Regions from separate parts of the Homo sapiens genome. Here region 2 is linked to region 1. A link is a loop called in an ENCODE intact Hi-C map of the cell type or tissue named here. Cell type or tissue: CD14-positive monocyte. All regions are shown on one strand. Each heading gives the region's core, and the rest is flanking DNA. Links, peaks and the distances in the headings are about the cores only. Region 1 has its middle 13 kb from the start of GDF10. Region 2 has its middle 62 kb from the start of GDF10.

Region 1 (4,388 bases), core at 92-4,091:
AAGTCTGGGCTCCCTAGTCTCAATTTGGGACAACACTGAGGGACCATCCCAACTCCAGAGCTACCTGTGGGAACAGCCACAGCCCCCGTTGTAATCGCATTCCAGTCAACTTCCCCCTCTGTCCAGCAGCCTCTCTCACCCCTTCCGGGTGGTGACGTTCCTAGGTTCTGGCCTCATAAACCCGCCACACTCATTTTGCCACCCCTGAGCCTGGTTCTGGGGTGCTGCACATGAGATGGCAGGACCCAGGCACCTAGAGTGGCCATGTGTCCCAACATGACAACTGCTTACTTCCTTATTCCCTTTCCACCTTTCTGAAAAATATCATTCTTCTTCTGGTATTTCTCTAACATCTCTCTCACACTTCCTGATTCCCCTTGTTCACAGGAAAAGCAGCTGGCAGGTTCATAAGAAATTCATAAGCCCATGTTTCTTTTATTTATTTTTATGGTTAACTTCTATTTATAACAAGGAATGCTGGTTTTCCATTTATACTTGAGATTTAAAGATTCTGTTTAAAATAAATTTAAGTAAAACGGAGTGAGTGGGTTTTTTAAAAAACAGCTAAGTAAATGATAACGATGGCAGGCATGGTGAAGGTGGTTCACTGAAGGATGGCGACTTGGGCAATGCCTACACCAGCAATTTCTCCTGCCTGGGAGCCCCTCTGACTCAGGTGAATAAGCGTCCTGCAAAAACCAGCCCCAAGACTCCATTCTTTGCAAAGGTCCTGGCCCCTGCGTTTCAGAGATAGTCATGTCTTCCTGTAAGATACGTCCCACTGTGTGGAACAATCTTTCTCCACGTCTCATCTGCATCAGGCCAGCAAGGGCCTTGAGCGCTAAGTCTTTCTTACTCCCTGTTGTTGCTCCAGGACCCAGTGTGGGCTGAGACACAGGGAGGTTTGGGGGCAGGATTTTAAAGTGGTCCCCAGAATTCTGCTCCTGGTGCATTTGCCCATAGCAATTCCATCCTGAGTTGGGGTGGGGCCTTTGAATATGACGCATGTCACTCCTGGGATTCACTTGTGTTATATGGCAGAGGTCATGCGATTTTGTGTGTATCTAATTGAAGGCCCCAAACCGCTGATTTTGATGGAATGAAAAGGGAGATTATCCTGGGTGGGCCTGCCTTAATCCGGTGACAGCCCTTGAATGGTGGCCTGGGCCCTTTATGAAGAGAGGGCTCCCATGCTGGCCATGTCCTGACGAAGGGTCCTGTCATAGGCCTCTAGGAGCTGGAGCCATCCCTGATGACAGCCCAGAGGAAAGTGGGGCCCTCATACTACAGCTGCTAGGGGCTTGGGAGAGGGAGGACTTGGGCTCCGGAAAGGTCTGCAGCCTGGAGAATATCTGGATGGCAGCCATGTGGGAACCTGACTGGAGAGCCCAGCCAAGCTGTGACCAGACTCCGGGCTCGTGGAAGTTGTGAGATAACACATGTGTGCTGTTTTAAGCTGCTAAACTTGTGGACGTGTATTATGCAGCGTTAGGAAACTGGCACGGCAGCCTGCAGACATTGGCCGAGCGAGTATGAAAGCCTGCAGGGCACCCCGCCCACTGGCTCCTGAGATTTACAGGCGCTTTCCACCTGGGGAGATGAGGCTGCCAGTGCAGGGAAGGGTTGGCAGCTGCTGCAGCCCTCGAGTTGCCCCTTACCTCACATGGTGCAGACAATGAACAGACCGGGGACTGCCCAAGGTCACTTAGAGTGGAGCACGTCTGGGAACCCCTCTGAGCCTGGCCTCCTCAGCCATGCTTTTGGTGCCAGCCAGCGCAGTGCCCACTCCATGACCTGGAAGGCATCACAATCTCCTCTTTCTTTGGTGACTTCAGCTATCAGTGGATCTCCCCACCCTGCCGCCTCCCCATGGGGTCTGAGTGGCAGGTGGAATGTACCCTCCCTCTTCTCACCCACCCTCTGGCTCTGGGACATAGCAGCTCTCCCCTCTGCCCCAGGCAGCCCTTCATCCTGGAGCTCTGCCTTGGGCACTCTGATGGCCTGGCCCCTTGCCCCAGTCTCCTCTACCCTACCCTCCACCCTGCTACTCCACCCTTCGCTAGCTGTTTTGTCTGCCTGCATGGCTTCCTGCCTTCTTTTTGAAACAGCTCTCTCCTTTCTGTGGAAGAAGGCTTCCCCCAAACCACACATGAGGCTCAGTGGAGCTGCCTGTCTGAGAGGCTGCCTAAGTGCCATGCCAGGGGGTTGGTGTATGCCAGTCCTAACACTTCCCCCAGCCACAGTGAATCCCAGGAGAAATCCTAAGTTGGGTTAGTCATTGTTCCACAGGATTCTTCTAAGCAGACTTGGTGGTGACAGCCCCGCTCTTCAGTTTGCTGAGGTGGAATGTCAGGTGGCCAGACCGGGCTGGTGCTGCCAAGGTCCCTGTAACACAGAGACACCTGTGTCTAACTGAAGGGAACTGAGGCAGCAGAGGAGAGGATAAAGAGGTGGAGAAGCAGGAAGAAGAGAAGGAGGAGGAGGAGGGAGGGGAAAGAGAAACAGGAAGAGGAGGAGAAACAGGAAAAAAAAAGGGGAAGGAAGAGGAGGAGGAGAGATGAAGATGAGAGAAGAGGGAAGGTGTTTTAGTTACAAATTATCCCCAAACTTATTATGGCTCAAAACAATACACAGGTTCTATCTCACAGCTTCTGTAGGTCAGTGGTTCAGCTGTGGTTGAGCTCAGGGTCTTTCTCAAGGCTGCAGTCAAGGTGCAGGCTGAAATCTCCCTTATCTTGCACCGGCTTCAAAGCCCTCGAGGCTATGGGCAGGGTTCAGTTCTGGACTCTTGGGCTGACAGCTCCATTTCTTGCTAAGTTCTGAGCTCAGGATTCTCTGCTTATTCTGGGCCTTCTCTTTCAGAACGTCTCCATCCACTTCCCAATCCGGCATCTCCACTCAGACCTCAGGCTGGCATTCCCCAGTGGCTCTGGGATACCAAGCTTGCTTCCAGGGATCTTCTGCTTCTCCTTCTGCACCTGCTCCCCTACTGTGATGGTGCCATGGAGCTGAAGGTTCATGGCTGGCTCCTCCCTCTTTTCCCCTCATCCCCAGCCGGCTGCCAGTCCTGTGAAGCTCATCTCTTGGAGCCCCCTCTGCCTGCTCTGCACACGGACACTTTCTCATCCAGGTCTTGATGCTCTCTTGCTGCTGGTCGCTATGCCAGGCCCACTGCCTTCAGGCTCCTTCCTCAAGGCTACAGGGCAATCTTCCTTATGACAGACGTGCCCCTGCCACCCTCCTGCTTGTGGGACCTCACCTGTCTCCTTTCCGTGGCATGATGCCTGTGTCAGACACCAACACATGGTCCCTGCCCCTCCTTCACACCTCTCTTCCAGGCCCCTGCGTGTCTTCTCATTTCCTGCCCACATACTCCTTCCTCCCAAGGACAGGCCTCCTCAGCCGTTCTCTCAGCCTGACATGTCATCCCCCAGACCCACCCTTGATTTTCTCCACCTGCAAGAGTCCCAGGATCAAGTTTGTCTCCCTCAGGAGCCCTCTCAGAAGCCCCCCTGCCTCCACAGCCCTTTCCTTCCCCTTAGGAATGGGACTTGCTCCAGACAGCCCTGTGCAGAGCTGTCCTGCAGGTGGCTGTCTTCTGCCCCAGGCTCATGGGGGGACAGTGGCTGATGAGAGTCTGTCCCATGGAAGGTGTCTGGAGAGTTAGGGAATTTGCTCCAGGACCATGGGAGGGGAGGAAGGGGACCATGACACATGGGGGTGATGCCCTCGATGGCATGAAGCCCCTCCACTGCCTTCTTTCCTCTGGCCTCCCTTCTGAGCCCCGATCATGAGTCAGGAGGGTAGAAAAGTTCACAGCCGGAAACTCTCAGCTCTGAGCAGTTGTCAGTTTCCTATGATTCTAGCAGGATTTGCTACTCCTCCATGATTTACTCAGACATCATGGACGATAGAAGCCAAAGCTAAACTGAACAAGCGAGAATGAAGGATTAATTGGCTGAGATAACGAAACTGCCTAGAGGAAGGGATGAGCTAGCCTTCTGGAAAACTCAAAGTAGGGACTTCCACATTGTCAGCCTCCCTCCCTGCCCTCCCTCCCCTTCCCTCCCTTCCCTTCCTTCCTTCCCTTCCTCCCTCCCGCCCCCTTCCCTCCTCCTCCTTCCTCCCTCCCACCCCCTTCCCTCCTCCTCCTTCCTCCCTCCCGCCCCCTTCCCTCCTCCTCCTTCCTCCCTCCCGCCCCCTTCCCTCCTCCTCCTTCCTTCCTCCCTCCTCCTCCTTCTTCCTCCCTCCTCCTCCTTCTTCCTCCCTCCCTTCCTCCTCTTCCCTCTCTCCCTCCCTTCCTTCTTTTCTTCTCCCCTTTCTCCCTCTTCAGAATGAAAACAGCTTTGGTGTTAATGGACAATGTAATTACTGCTTGGCTACTGTAA
Region 2 (4,388 bases), core at 68-4,067, 49 kb after region 1:
AGTCACTTTCCTGTGTTTGTCGCTCTGTTGTCTCATCTTCGTCCCTGTAGGGAACCTGTAGGAAAAGCCTTAAATTGAGAGTGACCCTGGGCTTATTAACAGCAGAAAGTAGGGAATGATGATACCAAGGGACAGGATGAGAGAGAAGGCCACACTAGGAAGAAGATGAAGCTGTTCAAAGTGTAGGGTCTCAGGCAGGAGAACCAGGGGGTTCAGGTGCCTGCAGGTCTGTGAAGAGCTGTTTCAGTTAAACATTCTACTCCAAAACTTAGTGGCTTGAAGAAACAACTTATGATTATTTCTCCTGGTTATGTTTTGTATTGACTGGGCTCAGCTGGGTGGTTTGTGTTAAGAGTCCTCATGCAGTTGCAGTCATAGGGTGCCTGGGCTACAGTATGTGAGGGCTCTGCTAGGCAAGACACAGATGGCTGCTGATGCTGGCCTTTGGCTGGATACTCAACTGGCATGTCAACACCTATCTGTGGTCTCTCAGTGTGGCTTGGGCTTCCCACAACGTGGAAGCAAGAGGCCCAGAGAACATCCCAAGGGTGAGCTGGCAAGAGGCCCAGGTGGAAGCTATAAGGCTTCTTTCAACTCAGCCTCAGATGTCCTAGAATGTTACTTCCATCGCACTGTATTAGCCAGGAAGTTAATGAGGTCAGCCCATTTTTAAGGGGGCAAAGATTAGATGCCACCTCTTGACGTGAGGAGTTAGTTGTGCATGCACAGGAGAGGCAAGGACAAGAGGGCAGCACCTGGCATCTGTCTCTTGCTGGACTTGCCAGGTAGAGTGTGGAAGGCAGGGTTGAGGGTTTTCTTCAGGCTCTATCTGGTATTGCTGTTGGCAGCAGTGATAATGGTGAGGCTATTTCCCAAATGCACTTCGCAAAACATTTTTCACATCTACATGATTTGCCAGCGAGTAAGCAAGAGGTTAGTGAGAAGCAGAATATTCTTTACCTGCCTGTGTTAAAGGTGAAGAGACAGGCTTGAAGCAGTCAAGTGACTTTGCTCACACGACACGAGTTTTCTGCCATTTGCCCCAGCTCAAGCCCACCCATCCTCGCAGGTGACACCCTCCATGTATTAATGTGCCCTGTCCCAGGCTTTGCCAGCATCCCCAAGCCCTCTTCATGCCTCTGGGCAACAGATCTCCTCCTGGGTTCTGACCTGGCTCTCTTGCTGTTTGCTGAATGCCCAGTTAAATGGCTTCACTTCCATGTGACTCCGTTTTTCCATCCTTAGTGTGGAATTGGAGCCAGGACTGGGGAGCAAGGAAAGGAGTTGGAGAAAGCAAAACCTTCCTGGGTGGTGCAGAGTGGGCTCTGGGAATGGCCTGGGGGCAGACAAGAAGGCCAATTCCAGCTGGCCCCATGGCCTCCTTGCTGGCTGTCACTGGGCAGCTCCTTTTCAGGCCACTGGTCCAAGGGGAGCACAGGTCAAGGGTGAGCTGCTGGTCAGATCCCTAGCCCAGGGCAAGCCCGGAGGCTGCAGTTATGTGTGGAACCACAACTGCCCCAATCTTCAGCTGTTGAAACATGAAAAGTAATCCTGTTTTGCCTAAATGTACTCAAATCATTCAGGAGTGTGTGTGTGTGTGTGTGTGTGTGTGTGTGTGTGTGATATTTAATGAGTGAGTGGATATTTTAAAACAGGTTTCATTAATAAACTGTACTTACCATTTCCTGCCCAAGCCCCTACCCTACCTCCTCCAACTCTGAACCATCTGGGGGTGGTCTTGGCTAGTATTACACTCAACACAGGTGACAACCATCGGTAACACTGGCTGGAGTCCCTTGAATGTGCCAGCCAGTCTGGAAACTGTGGGCCCAAACACCAGCAATGTCCATGGCTGACCCCTGTCTCACTGTCACATCCTGGTACTGTTATGGAGCCCTGGCCCTCAAACTCAGGGAGCACACTGGTCACTTCCGTGAAAAGCCACACGGTGCCCCTGATGGGGTTAAAGTGCTTCATCCACGGAGTGAGCTTGTGTGTCTTACAAAAGGGCTGGGCATGGGGGTAAGAATGGAATTTCACCCCAAGGATCAAGCTCTGTTTCGACCCTGATATAAGAGGAGGAGGAGGAGGAGGAGAAAACTGACACCATACAGAAGAATTAAACCCCTGACACATGATTTCCCTCCCCTGGATGGCAGCCCAGGAAGTGCTGCCCCCTGTTGCCAGCCTAGACACTATTTGCAGCTTCTGCCCTGGGCCACCAGTCATAAAATATAAAGTACACAGAGCCCTAAGTCAACACCAGGGAGAGTCACCGCACAAGGTGGGCTCCAGTATGGCCTGGGGGTTTGCTGGCATGGATTCCTTGAGCCCCTGCCCTTTCTAGATCTTTCCCAGGTTCCCTCGGGGAAGCCTCACCATGCCTGGGATGGGCAGCAGCAGGACATTTCAGAGGTCCGGGGTGGAGAAAGGGAGACTCAGCCAGGAAACACATGGCAGGGCCCTGGTCATTGCCCATATCACTGGGTACTGCCAGGGAAACTAGCAGTCAGCAGCAGGCAACCCCAGGAGGCTCCAGGGCTCCGTGCCTGGAAGAGCTGTTTGGAACCTCTCTGACTTCCGTGGGCAAGAGTAAAGTGGGGAGAGGTTGGTATCCTTGGTATCCACATCTGGCAGAACTACTAAAGCCAGTGAGGGCCGGGGGCAGAGGTGACACTCTCCTCTTGCTCCAATCCAGAGAAGTGGTCCCTGTGTCTGCAGAGAGGGTGGCCTCATATGGCTTCTTGAGTTAATGTTTCATGTATTTCTGTGTGATAAACTACCCCAAAACTTAGACACTCAAAATAATTTATCATGCTCTTTCACAATCCTGAGGGTTTACGGGACTCAGCAATCAGATGTCACCTAGGACTAGAGTCATTCGAAATCTCGCCTAGGCTGGACACTCAAGACAGCATTTTCTCTCTCATGCCAAGTGCCCAGACTGAGATGGCTGGCCAACTTGGCTGGCTGGGAATCTTTCTCTACAGATGACCTCTTTGTGTGGGTAGCCTGAGCTTCCTCACATCATGGTGGCTTCAGAAGAGTTGTACTTCTTATCTGATGTCATGCTTATTGTGGATTAAATGAGGATGTGAATATTGGGAAACATGGTTCATTAGGGAGCCATCTTTAGAGACCAGCTTCCACAGGTAGAAAGAGAGGGGCTAATATTGGGGTGATCTGGAGACCTTTACTTCTCCTTGTTAAACTCACTGTGGAGCCAAAATGGCCAATGGGGCTCATCTGGTTCACTACTTCAGACTGTTAAGCATGGCCTCCCAGTGCCCTGAGGGTTCTGGGGTCATGTCCAGGCAGACCCCCTGGTCCCTGCAGCGGTTTGCTTGCCATCAATATATCCTGAAATGCTCCTCAGACAACTTGGTCCCTTGTTTCCATGTGTCCTGCTATCCTATTGTCAAAGCAACTACCCAATCCTGGGAAGTCTTATTATTAATTGTCTTTTTTTATTATAGCCATCCTAGTTCTTGGTTCTTTATTTCCTGTATCCATTTCTTTTCTATTGTTTTCACTGTCTCTAGCCTCTCTTTGCTCCAACCCCTGGGGCACAGGATTGCCAAGGTAATTATCATCAGATGTAGATCTTAACCTAATATTCTCCTATAGAGGAACTTGGAGTAGACATGAAAATTCTCCGATGAGAAGTTCAGGGAAAAGAAAATACATCAGGTCCATATGAAGTCACAGTCATTTCTCTTTGTTTGATCCTTAAGTGCATAGATTGCTTCTTTGAGTTTTTTGGTGTCATATATATACAATTCACACATTCATGAAATTCATTCTTTTAGTGTGCAATTCAGTGGTTCATAGTATGTTTACAATGTTCTACAAGTATCATTCCTATATAATTCCAGAATATTTTTATCACCTCAGAATGAAACCCCATACCCATTAGCATTCACTCTCCATTGCCCCCTCCCCACTCCACTGACAATCTAATCTATTTTTGTCTCTATGGAATTGCTTATTCTGGACATTTTCTATAAGTGGAATTCTGCAATATGAGGCCTTTTGTGCCTGGATGTCTTCACTTGGTGTACTATTTTCAAGGTTCATCCATGTTGTAATATGTATCAGTACCTCATTATTTTTATAGCTGAATATTTTATTGTATGGATATACCACGTTTTTAATCCATTCATCTATTGATGCATACTTGGTTTGTTTCCACTTTTTGGCTGTTCTGAATAATGCTATTATGTCTATCCATATTCAAATTTTTGTGTGCACATATGTTGTCATTTCTCTTGACTGTATGCCTAGGAATAGCATTGCTGAGTCATGGGGTAATTCTATGTTTAATATTTTGAGGGACTGCTGGACTGTTTTCCAAAAAGCCTGCACCATTTCATATTCCCACAACAGTG

What was found. A loop is a pair of places that touch in the nucleus more often than their neighbours do. Peaks named below come from ENCODE experiments on the same cell type or tissue, not always from the same donor. Only the 100,000 strongest peaks of a DNase experiment are listed, where the experiment ranks them.
Region 2: it touches region 1 in a loop (2.5-fold over the local background); 4 of 110 quality-filtered maps call a loop at or near these places.

What each region holds. Positions count from the first base shown.
Region 1 is chr10:47,284,751-47,289,138 of GRCh38, reverse strand. No RefSeq gene overlaps it. Among named protein-coding and RNA genes, the nearest start is that of GDF10, 13 kb to the left of the region's middle. In CD14-positive monocyte, for the core only: no CTCF peak of the experiment used is centred there; no DNase peak of the experiment used is centred there; H3K4me3 peaks cover 787 bases; H3K27ac peaks cover 256 bases.
Region 2 is chr10:47,235,562-47,239,949 of GRCh38, reverse strand. No RefSeq gene overlaps it. Among named protein-coding and RNA genes, the nearest start is that of GDF10, 62 kb to the left of the region's middle. In CD14-positive monocyte, for the core only: no CTCF peak of the experiment used is centred there; no DNase peak of the experiment used is centred there.